5 separate regions of the Homo sapiens genome follow, and all the other regions are linked to region 5. The links are chromatin contacts, found by Hi-C or POLR2A ChIA-PET in ENCODE. All regions are on one chromosome and are shown on one strand. Each heading gives the region's core, a stretch centred on a gene start or an enhancer-like site at or near the end of the contact. The rest is flanking DNA. Distances are from core to core; before and after follow the strand shown.

Evidence for each region. Hi-C counts contacts between places; a loop is a spot of excess contacts on that map. ChIA-PET counts read pairs that join two places held with the same protein, here RNA polymerase II (POLR2A). Pooled maps may share reads with other maps.
Region 1: a loop to region 5 is called in a map of PC-3, with 6 times the contacts of the local background. The contact joins two enhancer-like sites. A Hi-C loop is called at or near these places in 21 of 168 maps with a recorded cell type or tissue (HCT116, IMR-90, MCF 10A and 16 more), 29 of 37 single-sample maps with no recorded cell type and 33 of 50 pooled maps. POLR2A ChIA-PET finds 5 or more read pairs at or near these places in 1 of 52 experiments (PC-9).
Region 2: a loop to region 5 is called in a map of PC-9, with 8 times the contacts of the local background. The contact joins the promoter of SP3 here to the enhancer-like site in region 5. A Hi-C loop is called at or near these places in 4 of 168 maps with a recorded cell type or tissue (Calu3, IMR-90, OCI-LY7 and 1 more), 4 of 37 single-sample maps with no recorded cell type and 7 of 50 pooled maps.
Region 3: a map with no recorded cell type shows a loop between it and region 5 (8-fold over the local background). The contact joins two enhancer-like sites. A Hi-C loop is called at or near these places in 8 of 168 maps with a recorded cell type or tissue (IMR-90, MCF 10A, Right ventricle myocardium superior and 4 more), 2 of 37 single-sample maps with no recorded cell type and 11 of 50 pooled maps.
Region 4: a loop to region 5 is called in a map with no recorded cell type, with 10 times the contacts of the local background. The contact joins two enhancer-like sites. A Hi-C loop is called at or near these places in 1 of 168 maps with a recorded cell type or tissue (cardiac septum), 1 of 37 single-sample maps with no recorded cell type and 6 of 50 pooled maps.

What each region holds. Positions count from the first base shown.
Region 1 is chr2:174,038,574-174,041,273 of GRCh38, reverse strand. No RefSeq gene overlaps it. Among named protein-coding and RNA genes, the nearest start is that of LINC01960, 15 kb to the right of the region's middle. RefSeq lists an enhancer at 1,059-1,353 and a silencer at 1,057-1,457. Within about 2 kb of position 1,298, at least 29 of the 41 ENCODE cell types and tissues checked have a DNase peak (open chromatin) inside an H3K27ac peak, as active enhancers do; they include PC-3 and prostate gland, where a contact is called at or near this core.
Region 2 is chr2:173,964,040-173,966,739 of GRCh38, reverse strand. SP3 (Sp3 transcription factor) reads left to right here and starts at 1,367. Exons shown (of 7, transcript NM_003111.5): 1 at 1,367-1,575; 2 at 2,187-2,335. The coding sequence starts at 1,569. RefSeq lists silencers at 1,120-1,189, 1,690-1,969, 2,300-2,700 and an enhancer at 2,030-2,700.
Region 3 is chr2:173,896,910-173,899,609 of GRCh38, reverse strand. No RefSeq gene overlaps it. Among named protein-coding and RNA genes, the nearest start is that of SP3, 67 kb to the left of the region's middle. Within about 2 kb of position 1,334, at least 4 of the 41 ENCODE cell types and tissues checked have a DNase peak (open chromatin) inside an H3K27ac peak, as active enhancers do.
Region 4 is chr2:173,996,078-173,998,777 of GRCh38, reverse strand. No RefSeq gene overlaps it. Among named protein-coding and RNA genes, the nearest start is that of LINC01960, 28 kb to the left of the region's middle. Within about 2 kb of position 1,322, at least 20 of the 41 ENCODE cell types and tissues checked have a DNase peak (open chromatin) inside an H3K27ac peak, as active enhancers do.
Region 5 is chr2:173,570,319-173,573,018 of GRCh38, reverse strand. No RefSeq gene overlaps it. Among named protein-coding and RNA genes, the nearest start is that of CDCA7, 220 kb to the right of the region's middle. RefSeq lists a silencer at 1-6. Within about 2 kb of position 1,423, at least 7 of the 41 ENCODE cell types and tissues checked have a DNase peak (open chromatin) inside an H3K27ac peak, as active enhancers do; they include PC-3, PC-9 and prostate gland, where a contact is called at or near this core.

The sequences.
Region 1 (2,700 bases), core at 49-2,548, 470 kb before region 5:
AGGTCCATCTACATATTTTTGTATCTGTGTGTATGAACTGTTTGTTCACGCCTTTTGCCTAATTTTCTATCAAGTTTTGGCCTTTTCCCCTCAATATTTAAAAGTTCATTACATTCCTAATATTACAGATTAACCTGTTTCTGTGAAAATGTTGCAAATATTTCTCACAATGTGCCAATTTTCTTGCCATGCAGCAGGTTTTTTTAAAGTTGTTGAATTTATTAATACTTTATTTTATGCCGTTGGAGTATTTTATTTTTCATTAGCAAAGCATTCATTTTGGTGTCAGGCTGAGCTTGGACTGGGTTTCCATGCCTCTCTTAAAATTTTTATTTGAAAAAAAAACTACTTTTTTATTTTATTTTATTTTTTGAGACAAGGTCTTCCACTCTGGCCCAGGCTGGAGTGCAGTGGTGTGATCTTGGCTCACTGCAGCCTCGACCTCCTGGCTCAAATGATTCTCCTGCCTCAGCCTTCAGAGTAGCTGAGACTACAGGGATGCAGTGCTGCACCTGGCTAATTTTTAATTATTTTATTTTACTTTTTGTAGAGACAGGGTCTCAATATTTTGTCCAGGCGGGTCTCAAACTCCTGGACTCAAAGGATCCTCCTGCCTGTCCTTCCAAAGTGCTGGGATTGCAGGTGGGAGCCACTGTGCCCAGCTCCATGCCCCTTGATATCTTAAGTGTCTTCCTTTTTGTGAGGCACAGCTTTGAGACCTCTTTTCCTGTCTGCCAAGAAGGCAAAGGGGGCAGTGGGCCCAGTCAGTTTAATTGTTTTTTATCTGTTTCCCTCCGCTTGATCCCAGGAGCCCAGGTTGGGGACAGTCACTTAGCTCTAATGGGGTAGGGCAGATGCCACATGGAGGTGAAGATTGCACACACATCCCCTTTCCCCCCCAACTCCTGTCTTAGCTGGAGGAGCAAGCGCCCAGAGGCCCTTTGGTTTGCGTCTGGGATTTGAATCATAGACAGACTTCCCACACCCAGGGTATAAAGAAGTCCACCGATGTGTCTTCTAATACTTGTTTGTGTTCATTTTTTACGTTTGAATTTCTGATCCATTTGAGATTATCTTGCTGCATGGTGAGGGGTATGGGTCCAGTTTTCTAATAGGCAAGGTGGCCTATGAAGTGGGGGCGGGGTAGCAGGGGGAGAAGGAGCCACGATCTTGATGGTCTGGGCCACTAGGTGGCGATCTTCCAGGTTTCTCCTCCTTCAGGACGGTAGGAGAAAATGCTGTTTTGTTTTCAGAAGAAAAAGGAAATGAGTCATTAGGTTTAATTGGCCAAGAGGAAGCCCTAGTAAAAAGTTCCCCTCTGTCTACGCAACCTTGATTTCTGAAGGCAGGCCCTGTGCTTCTTTCCCTGTGTTAGAAAACATCATTTCCTCTGTGTCTCTGTTTCTCACCAGGAGGCTGATGTGGGCCAAGTGTGCGTGCACAAACACTGCCTTTGCCGTGAGCGCCTCCAGGTCCTGCGTAAGGCCATGGAGAGACTTCAAAGAGAGGTCAAGATGGCATTGCCCTGCCGTGTGCCTCTTGGGAAGCCTGGGCCTCGGAGTGACAAGACCTTGGTTCCTGTCCCAGTGCTGCTGCCACCCGGCCCTGTCATTGCAGGCATGCCACCTAGCCCTCTCTTCCTCAGTGTCCTCATCTATAAAATGGAACAATGTCTTCCCTAACCATGTGCCAAGGATTTCAATGGGATAAAATGATATATGTGTGCTGCAAAGTAAAAACACTGTGTAAATATATTTCCACCATTATTATGGTTATATTTTATATGTGGATGCATCTCTATGGAAGATCTATTCTTTTTCTTTTCTTTTTCTTTTTTTTTTTTTTTTTCCGAGACGGAGTCTCACTCTGTCGCCCAGGCTGGAGTGCAATGGCATGATCTCGGCTCACTGCAACCCCTGCCTCCTGGGTTCAAGCGATTTTCCAGCCTCAGCCTCCTCAGTAGCTGGGATTACAGGCACCCGCCACCACGCCCGGCTAATTTTTTTATTTTTAGTAGAGACGGGATTTCACCATGTTGGTTAGGCTGGTCTCAGCCTCCTGAACTCGTGATCCACCCACCTCGGCCTCCCAAAGTGCTGTGATTACAGGCGTGAGCCACCACCCCCGACCGATCTATTCTATATCTTACAAGAATTTGTATTTATAGGCTGTATTAATAGGTTGATTTGCTGTTTATAAGGTGTTTTTTTTTTTCACACATCCTCTCTTCTGTGAAAGGGACACAGCCTTAATGAGAAAATGGACTGGTTTTGAAAGAACTGCCAAAGTAGCGACCTTAGGAGAAGGTCTACAATGTGCTTTCTCTGAGGTTGTGTACAGAATTATGTGTGTGTGTAATTTTTCCCAGCTTGTATCAGATTGCTATAGGAGTTCATAGCTCAAAGGTGGTTAAGAACCACATTCTTGAAAAAGGGAGCCAGACTGGCCTCAGGACCCCCTCCCCATTTGGCTTCTGGGAGGACTGAACTGGTTCCAGTCCTTTCTTAAGTCCTACATGGGGTCTTAAGGCTACTGATCTCCCTCCTTGCTGTAGCTGGTCTGGAGAGAAAGAGAAAAGAGAAACGGGAAGGGCTTGTAGTGTCTAGAAACCAGAGGTGAAACTCTAAGTTAGTAAGGCTTCAACGGCAGCTCTGCAGGAGGTCAGAAAACAATTTAGTCTTGCAAAATTCTTTTTGTCAT
Region 2 (2,700 bases), core at 118-2,617, 390 kb before region 5:
TCTCACAAATGGATTACCTATTAAGTTAGGACACACAAAATCTGGTTAAAGTGCTTGGACTTCACAACCTCATCCACCAGCACATCACATATCACACAAAATATAATAATCACAGTAATGGGAAAACTGAATCTTGAGCCAGATTTCTAAAAAACAGGTATTGTGGACAGTGTTTCCACCTCTTGAATTTAACTTCTTTCTTGGCAACTATACTTGAAGGTAACAGGGAGAGATGTCTCTTAGTTGGCAAAACACACACTTAAAACCTGAGCATTTTCCCCCAGGATGACAGCAAGATACCAAGGATGCCAAAGAAGGAAGGAGTGTTAACCTAATCCAGTAAGAGAAACAAGATTTTAAAATACAACAAAAATGTTCCAATGGGGGAAAAAAGGTAGTTCACCGGTTCACGACTTTAAAAAACGTTGGCAGTGGTTGATGGGCTTATTTCAGGAGATATCTGACTTGGTACCAAGAGGATAAAGAGGCCGGGAATAATACGTTTGTGCAGCAAAATGGTTATGTGACCGATTTTTTAAAACACAGAATTCTGCCCCACTGAATACATACACATACCACAAGTAAAATGAAATATACTTTTAAGTGCCCGTTTTGGTGCCACTGGCCAAAATTAAAACTCTCCTTCCGTATGTGAGGTGACTTGAGATTTCTTTTTTGCTTTAAATGCCTGCCTTCAGGGTACGTGAAAGTGGGAGACCGGTTGGAAAACTGGGGCTAAGGGGGCTGGGAGCGAGATGGCTGTGACTGAATCAGGAAGCTGGATGTGAGAGAGAAAAATCCTCCTCCAGCCTCGGAGGGGGTGTCTCCCCTAATACCAGCTCCCTCCCCCCGGGCTCGTGGGGCGGGTCTGGTTTGCTCAGTAGCGGCAGCGGCCGCAGCAGCAGCCCCGGGGCTGAGCAGCGGTGGCCTCCTGGCAGCGCAGGGAAGCGGCGGCTCCAAGAGCGCGAGGCCCTGGGGAGATCCGGCCAAGACTGCTGCCGGGATGGAGGAAGCGTCCAGTGGAGCAGGAGTCACCGGGGACGAATTTCCTCCCCAGCTCAGCTCCCCTACAGCTTGGCTAGGCCTGCTCCGAGCGCCTGCAAGGTGGAGGAGGCCTGCGCCTCGGGCCTGGCAGCGGCAGCCGGCGAGGGAGGCGGGCACAGCGGGGTAACCGGCGAGCCGTAGCCGCTCTCGAAAACCTACGCTGCCACGGCCGCTCATTGTCTCTCCCCTTCCACCCGGGGGCAAACAGGAAGCGCGCCGCCTGGCAGACCGACGGACAGGCGCCTGGACCAATGAGCACAGCCGACAAAGAGCACGGCGGCGAATGAGAGCCAAGAAGAGGGGCGGGAGTTCCGGGCGGGCTGTCACCCTCTTCCCCCCTTTTGGGCTGGAGGCTCCACCTTTTGTGTTTCCCGCACAGTCAATCAAAATAGGAAAAAAAAATCCCCGGACCGCTCCGGCCGTGTCCGCCGCCGCTTCCCGCATCCTCTCCCGCCGCCGCCGCCTTCGCTCCTCACCATGTGTAAGGCGGCGGGGAGCCCCGCCTGAGGTGCCCTAAACACACTATGACCGGTACGTAAAGCCGAGAGAGCAACCCTTGCTGCTGCCGCCGCCGCCGCTGCCGCCGACCACAGCCAGCCCGGGGCCGCTGCCGCCGGTCTCGGCCCCGTGTGTGCGACCGAGTGTCTGTGAGAGGCAGAAAGCTGCACTCCCCTGCGCCTCCCTCCCCTCCCCGCCAGCCACCGTCCACCCCCGAAGCCCCAGCAACGCCGTCTCCCCGCCAGGCCCCGGGGCGGGCGGCCCGGTCCGCCGGGAGCGCATCCCCCTGTGTGCGGGCGCGGGCGGGCGTGTGTGAGTGACTGACGGTGCGAGAGGAGCGAGCGCGAGTGAGAGCGAGCGGCGCGAAGGGAAAGGGGAGGAGAGGAGAGGGGGCAGGGGCAGCGCGGGGAGGAGGAGGAGGAGGGAAAGAGGAGGAGGAGGAGGGTTACAGGCAGCGGCGGGCGGGGGCAGCAGCAGGAGGGGAGGAGGGAGCCGCCGCCGCCGCCGCCGCCGGGGGGCGGGTGGGGGAGGGGAAGGGGCCTGGGTCCGGGCTTTGGGAGTAATTTCGCTTCGGCCCGCGGGCCCCCTCCCTCTCCGCCACCCGCCTTCCTCCCCACCCCCACCCCCCCGCGCTGTGCCTGCAGCTCCCGAAAAGCCCGTGAAACAAGAGGAAATGGCTGCCTTGGACGTGGATAGCGGCGGCGGCGGTGGCGGCGGCGGCGGCCACGGCGAGTATCTGCAGCAGCAGCAACAGCACGGAAACGGTGCGGTGGCGGCGGCAGCGGCGGCCCAGGTGAGGAGCGGCTGAACCCCGGCCCGGCTCCCCCCTCGCGCCGCTTTCTCCTCCCCTCGCCTCTCCCCTCCCTCCTCGCCTCACCCCTCCCTCCTCGTCTCTCCCCTCCCCTCCACTCCCCTCCCCCCGCCCCGGGAGCTGCCCGCCCGAGGCGCCAACGCTCCGACCCCGCCCGCGCCGCCCCGCCTCGCCCGCCTGCCGCCTTTTTGTGCGCGTGTGAGTGTGGGCCCCAGCGTGCCCTCCCGGGGGTGGGTTCCGGGCGGAAGGCGGAGGCCCGGCGCGCAGCCCGCCGCCCGCCTGCCCGCGGACCGGGGAGCCGGGGTGCTTGGAGCGGGGGACGCCAGGCGTGGGCTGGCGGCGGGACC
Region 3 (2,700 bases), core at 85-2,584, 330 kb before region 5:
CAACCCTGAAATGGAGACTAGAAACTATAAGGCAGCAACATATGCACAAAACCAACTTTTTTTTTTTTTTTTTTGAGATGGAGTCTCATTCTGTCACCCAGGCTGGAGTGCAGTGGTGCAATCTCGGCTCACTGCAACCTCCACCTCCCGGATTCAAGCAATTCTTTTGCCTCAGCCTCCCCAGTAGCTGGGACTGCAGGCACATGCCACCACGCTCAGGTAATTTTTTGTAGTTTTAGTAGAGACGGGATATCACCGTGTTTCGATCTCCTGACCTCGTGATCCACCCACCTCAGCCTCCCAAAGTGCTGGGATAACAGGCGAGAACCAACGCGCCTGGCCAAAACCAACTTTTTAAAGCAATATTCTGCCCTATAAGTCATTATGTGACTGATGACGCACAGCAAAAGCGACAGTAGGTGTGAACACCATCCGGAACCAAGGTCTTGTGTTACCTAGTCTCCTCTCTGCTGGGCTGGTTTCTTTTTCAATTGGCAAAGGATAAAGGGACAGTTTTTTGAGATATTTCTCATGTCCTAGAATTTAAACTTAGGACACAGAGGGCAAAGGCTCGGAGGAAAGAAGTTAGCCGTTAACAGCTATGGCTGTGGAGAAAGAAGGTGTCCTAGAATGTGCGGGAGCATCATGGGGCCGGACTCAGCCTGCAGCGCCAGTGCTGAGCGACCTCTTTTAACACTCTGTACTTAAAGAACAACCAAAGGTGGTATACAGTCTTAACATTATTTGAAGGTGGCTTTTTGGACTCTGACTCAGTGTGATCGCAGCTTCTTTGTTCTTGAGGACTTTATCCCATCACAACTGTGAGATCTGGTGGGGAGCAAGCTGCAAACTTAAATTCCTCCCTGGTTTTGCTCTACAAGGGCAGAGAAAACTGTCCCTTTGCAAACAGTCATAAAATTAACAGGGTCACGGCATGGGTTCTATCAACTTGCTAGACTGTCAGGCAACCAGCTGCAGAAGGACCTAGGCCTTGCTCGTCATTGACCTCTAAGAATTAGCAGCACCGGGTTGCTAACTCCTTTGCTTTTGGCAGTTACTTCTGTCTTAGTTTCCCTATTGCCCCATGGGCAGGCAGCTAGGTGAGTGAAGTCTGGGTTCGCCTTGTCTCATTGTCACCTACTCCTCACTCACAATCAGGTTCTTGAAAGAGTTGCCCACACACTTTTCACTTCCTTTTCCCCTGCTCTCCTCTCAAATAACTCCCATCTGGTTTCTGTTCCTTCACTTCACTAAAGATGGTCTTGAAAAGGTCAACAGTGACCTCCCTGTCACTAACGCATGTAACATTGAAACATTCACATACTGCCTGACCTCAGTGTTCACATCAGTTGGCTGTTCTCCATTTGTTGAAGTAGATTCTTTCCTAATATCTACCCATGGCCCAGCTGTTTCCTTCTTCCTCTTTCCGCTTCTCTCTCTCCTTTGCTAGCTTTTCTTCTTGTACCTGGCAGTTAAATGTCGAATTTTTCCCAGGCTTGATCCTGAGCTGATTTCTCTTCTCAATCCGCACTCTTTTACTGGATGATCTCATTTGTTCTTGGGATTTCCTTTTACTGCAGACGTGGGCAACTCCCAAGTTTTCCATCTTCACTCCACTCCTCAACTGAGTTGCAGGTAAAATATTGAATTACCTATTTGGCCCCTGTTTTGGAACTTTCACAGGTACCTCAAACTTTATGTGTTCAGAATTCAGTTTCTGAATGTCTACTCCTAAACCTGGACCTTCAGTATTTATCTCAATGAATAACGTCATATGCTTCTCGATGCTCATGCCAGAAAGGGGAAGGTTAACGTTGACACCCTCTCCTTCCCATTCCCCATATTGATCTTGTTGATTGTCCAAGTGTCTCAAAGCCATGCATCTCTCTACATCTCCTCTACCAGCATCCGAGCAACAGCCATCATTTTTTGCTTGGATTACAGCAGTATCCTGGAATCTGGGCTCCTCGTAACCACTCTTCCTGACTCTGACTAGTCCACACTCCAATCAGCAGCCCAGAGTGATCTTTGAAAATGTCAGTCTCCTTAAAACTCTTTATTGGCACTTCACCTAGCATCCCGAGGCTTTGCCATGCCTGGCTGGGCCTCTGCCGGCTTCCCCAGCCTCCGCACACATGAGCCTGTCCCTTACTCGCTGTGCTCTGACCAACTACCCTTTCTCACTCAGATGGCTCAGGTTCCTTCCACTTGTCTCTGCATCCTGTGCACTTGGTTAGGGCTGCATTATGACTTTCATAGGTCCTAGGCACTTTTGCCTTATAGACTCCTTCATAAATATATTTTTAAAATTATGACTATATTGGTACAAAGATGAATATAATCTAGGTTGGATTCATTTTTTATTGAGATAAATGTACATAAACAAATGAGCCATTAGCATTAAAAAATTTTAATTGACAAAAATTTTACATACTTATGATATATAGCATATTTTGAAATGTATACTTATACATTGTGTAATGGCTAAATCACGCCAATGAACATATGCATTACTTCACATGCTTATTTATTATGTGTCAAGAACACTTAAAATCTACTCTCTTAGAAATTTTCAAGTATACAATACATTGTTATTAACCATAGTCACCATGCTGTACACTAACCATCTTAAAGCGTACAATTGAGTGGCATTTCATACACTGACAATATTGTGCAATCACTATCTCTACCTACTTCCAA
Region 4 (2,700 bases), core at 73-2,572, 430 kb before region 5:
TTTCCCATAAGGTTCTAAACATTGTAGGTACTTAATCAATATTTGCTGAGTGAATAATAAACGAGAAGGGTTGTGCATATGGTGCACAAATGACAGAAGCCTGGGCCCTTCACGAGTTTCCCTTCTGAAGCTGCCTCTAAGCAGGGCTTCCGGGGATTCCTCTGACTTCCTCACACACTTGCAGCTAAGGGGATCCATTGCAGCGGGGAAGGGAGCCTCCAGCTCCTCAATCCAGCAGGAAACCAGTGTTCCTTCCGACTGGTCAGTGCTTAGGCCACCCAAGTTGTGAAATATTTTGAATATCAGCCCTGCATGCAAGGAAAGGCAGCACTCAACCAGATGACATTAAAGAGACACTGGGTACAAATGCGTGTTACGGCAGTAAGACATTCTCATTGAAGGAGGTGAGAGAAGATGGGGAAGCCGGGTGTTGGAAGCTGGAAAGCAGGGGAAATCATTTCACCTTTTGTTAATTACTTGTGTAACTTTGGACAAAAGAGTACTAGCCTGGAGCCAGAGACCTGAGTTCTAGTCTGGTACTGACACCTGCACTTGGGTCTTGGGCAAAGTCACTTCATCTTGTCACAGTTAATTAGCCTACACAGTAAAAGAGGATGGTCAAGGTTATGGTGAGATACAGGGCTGCTTGGTGAATGTAGAAAGTCATGAAGCCTGGAGAACGGACAGGTCAAAGGGAAAGTGTTTATATGTTGAGCTTTCCTGTGAAAGAAAGTGTCCATTTTGTGTGTGTGTGCTGTACTTTAACAGGATACATTGGCTCTCCACCAAGCCTTGGAATTGAGCATCTGCCAAAAGATGGAGAAAATAAACAGGAGTATTCAGTGTTAACCTGACATTTCAATACCTAATGTGCCCAGTGGTCCAAAGTATTTTCGCTTGAAACAAGAAGTACTTCTTGTCAGTTCAAATCACAGTTAAACTGTGCTCTTTTTCTTTATAAAGATAGTTTTAAAAAATTTAAGTTCTTTATCATTTCTCCTCTGAAAGGGCTCACAACACACTGCCAAGTGTGCCCGTGAGCACAGAGTAGGTTCTGTAAAAGTTTGTCATCATTTATTTTATTATCATTGTTTTATGCTTTTGCTTAAGAAAATCACTTGTTGATTATATTTTTCTGTGCAAATAGAATTGCTTAATAGAAGAAAAGGAAATAAAGCAACTGTCAGCAAATTACCCAAAAGCAGAAGTTGAGTTTCTTTCACGTGAGTGTTCAAGTGTTTCAGCCACACACTCTAGTCTTGGCAGCTCATGATTGGCAAAGGCCGGAGCTGTGTTGAGCAAAGTCAGAAGTGCAGACAGCTGAGCAGCCAGAAGCATGCAGGCAGGCGGTAGACACGTGGGGTGGTGTTGGGGATGAGTCTTCGTTTGTTTGTTAAGACAGGATCTGGCTCTGTTGCCCAGGCTGGTGTGCAGTGGTGCGATCTCGGCTCACTGCAATCTCCACCTCCTAGACTCAAGCCATCCTCCTGCCTCACTACAGGTGCACACCATCATGCCTGGCTAATTTTTCTATTTTTTGTAGAGATAGGGTTTCACCATGTTGCCCAGGCTGGTTTTTAACTCCCAAACTCAAGCAATCTGCTCACCTTGGCCTCTCAAAATGTTGGGATTACAGGCATGAGCTACCACACGAGGCCTGGGGCAGAATCTTTGAGCAAGGCCACTTAGTGGCAGCGAACACCAACCACTCACAAACTCAGTTATAATCCATGTAACAGAAACTTGCTGTGGACTTTCTAATTTCTCAGACATGTGTTGTAGTTCAGGAATCTTGAAAGCTCCCCATGGGAACTTTCTCTAAACTGGTTCTGTTCAAGATCAAACCCTGACCTGCTGACTTGTAAGATAATTTTCTGCATTTGAGAAACATTGGAATCTGAAAGTCTTAAAAATAAGTATATGATAATAGCTTACAATCTGGAATAGAGATTTACAGTTTCAATAATATGCACTTAAGCTTGAATTGTTCCCAACTTCTTTTTTTCTAGATAGGAGCCATAAATATAGTACCTAGTAGGAAATAAAGGCTGATAGGTGAGCAGTGAGACAGTTGATTGTTTTTCTGGCAAAGAGAATTTTCATAACTTATTCATACACTACTGGATTAATGCTTAGACTAGCTGTTGGCTGTTTATCACCAACAAAAATTTGGTTTCTGTTTTTAATCTTGATAAGAGAGCAGTTGTTATTGTTGTCTTCAGAGAAAGAATGGTACCTGAGAGAGAGTGGCACCAACAAGTAGGGCCAGAGTTTTTACAAGGGGAGCTTTGTTACACCAAAAGGATTTGGGGGTTGGTATTTTAACACATTCTGCCTCAGAAAATTAGGTTTTCTAATGGCTTTTGTTGTTAAATGCAAGTGGATAAAATATGTGTCTGATTAGTTTCATGATAAGAGGGCAAGTCCCCAACTTTGCTTATACCAGATATAAGCTGATGCATTGGTTTTGCCTTAAGTCTGAAGTTTTAGGAAGGACTTTAAATGTAAGTATAAGTAGCAACATAGACACTTGTCTCCTTCAGGTCTTTCATCAATGTCACATCTCAATCAATGCCTACTTTGACCATCTTATTTAAAATTGTGATATCACACGCAGCCTCTACACTCTATTGCTTTTCTTCATTGCACATATCACTTTCCAACCTACGAATTTACTTATTTGTTACATTTGCTAGCTAT
Region 5 (2,700 bases), core at 174-2,673:
GCCCAGAACTGTATTTATGTCATCCTCCAGCCTGAGCCTCCAGGGGGCTAGGACTGCAGGACCCATGCTCTTAGTATGAAATGTGCTATCAGTGTTTTTCTTTCTGCCCACATAGTTACAAACAACTGAATTCAATCCAAAGTGCATTTCTTGAGTGTTTACTAGGTACTGCCTTACCAGGAAGTGACTTAAAGAATATAAAAATGCATAGGACATGGTTTCTGCCCCTCAAGATCACTACATGAAGGAGACCCACATACATATTAATAAATGAAAAAGATTATTTTAATTAAAACAGAAGGGAGAATTCAGACTTAAGCAATAACTCTTGACCATCAGAATGATAACACTGGAATTTCCTCTGAAAGGCGAGCTGAAGAGTTTCCTCCTTTAGACATAAAGTGAGACTGAACAGCCAGCCATCTTTGGTTGGTTAGACACCCACCTGACCCAGAACAGAGCTTGGGGCAGGTAATATTGCCAGGCCCCTCCCACTGTATAATTCTAAGACACTGTCATTTCTAGGTTGCTAAAAATAGAAACATGGCATCTGGTATGTAACAATATACAATATTGCAGCTGTGTCTTTATGATGAATAATAATACTTTGGAGTTATATGATGAGGCAATCACCTTGCAAGTGCAATCTCATTAACCCTCACAATATTCTGATTAGGTAGGCAGGTGGCAAGTGATCTGAACTCAGTTTGCAATTGAAGGAACCAAGACACAGAGAATCTGAGAAACTTCCCAAGGAGCACCCACTTTCAGTCACAGGTGGGAATGTGGCCCAGGTCTCCTGTCTCCAAATTTGTTGCTCTGAGCAGTAGTCCACACTGCTTCCAAGGTTCAGCAGCAGAACAAACTCGAAATTGGCATTGTCCTGGATCTACCCCCTGGGAAATATTGCTGACTTCTCTTAAGTGAATGCCAGAACCACCCCAAGATTAAGTTCAGTATTTCCTTGTTCTATTAACCTCTGGCAATTAACCTCTTCCTCCTTCCAAACTCCAACCTGTCTTGAAATAAACCGAAGAAATATTTAAACCACGCCAAAACTTCTCTATGACTTCTGTTAATCTCTCCCGAGTTTTTGTTCTGGTGTGTGGGTGCAATTTAGTTGAAGGTCAGTTGTTTTTAGAGAGTCACTGTTCTAAAAGTCTTTAAACACTCGTTCAGGCACCCTGTGTAAATAGATTTCTTCTCTCAGTCCCGATTTTATTCATGTCTTTGATAATAGAAAAAAATACTTGTTTGCTTTCCTAAACATGCTGTGTGATTTTGCTCAGACTAGAGGAACAGGTTTGGTGATGCTGATTTAAAATCACAGGAAAATGACACCATGAGCCAGGAGACATTTGCCAGCCCAGAGCAAAGGCGTCTTCTGAGCCTCTGGGGAAACACTGATATTCGTTTATAGGGAAACAGTAAGATTAATATGGGAACTCGGGTTGTGCTTTTGGGGGCAGGATTCCCTGGCTCCTTTTGAGACAATGACACGCGGCCACATCTTCAAATTGTTAATTATGTACTGCCCCCTAGGGATTTTTGTTTTGCTGGTGACAACCTGCTTCAGATCCTACAGGAAATATTTATCAGCCAGCTTCAGCCGGTATTTGTCTCATCGAAGGCTGCACCTTTTTGTGACCTTGTTGTACTGAGTCTACCCCTTTCTCTAGCAAGTCAGATTCACACACTTTACTTTTTGAATTGTTGATTTTTTCCCTCCCTCTTTTGTCTTTATTTGGTTTTATTTCCCCAGGATGGCTGCATTTGAATAGTGTGGGGAGGACTGACGTCTCTGCTCTTTAAAGCGCTGCTCTTACCAACCTCCACATTTCCCCTGTGGCTTTGTAAACATCCTTGGATTTGGGTAACAGAGGAAGAGCAAACTGTTAATCATAGACACTTACACATATGCACTTACATGTTTATCTGCACTTACTGATGGAGGAGTTCTCTATACTCTGAAATGTTCTCTATGAAATTCCATTTAAATCAAAAACTTTTATCAGAAAAATGAAATTGCTTCATGATTGAATAGCACTTTGCTTCTAAGTACCAGCCATCGAGGCTGATGAAATGGCCCAGATGACGCTTTTCCCCAGAAAGACATCCTTTACCCTTTATTTTAAAGTTAGAGTAAAAAATGTTGGCCCTATATTTCTTCGCACACTTTCAATACAGAAACGGTCTTAAGCTATAATAAATGACACAGTATCTGATATGAATGTTGTAAATATGCGTTGTTTTTACTGTTTGTGTAGTTTGTTCCTTTTTTTAAATAATGCATAAGACAGCCCTGGCAGGAATCTTTCTTCATGGATTGTATATTTTTTTAAACACACACACACACACAAATCCTGTACACAACAACTTTAGCAAATATATGCACGATCCAAACAGTTCAGAAATATAAGATCTGAAAATGAGCAAAGGGCAGCAGATTTTTGAATAGGCTTCATCAGCCGAGGGGAGAGGTCAGTCGTGGAGATTAGTTATAGGAGCTATTAAGTCTCCTCTGACACCCACAGTACAAGCTGCTTAACATAATCAGCCGCAATCAGCAAAACTGCTGTTTATTACAAAACGTTTTTCCCTTTTAATATTTCATATTGTTATGTAAAATGGTGCAGTGTAGGGACACACACATTTCACCAGGGACATATTGTACAAATTGTCAGCAATAATAATTTGTGG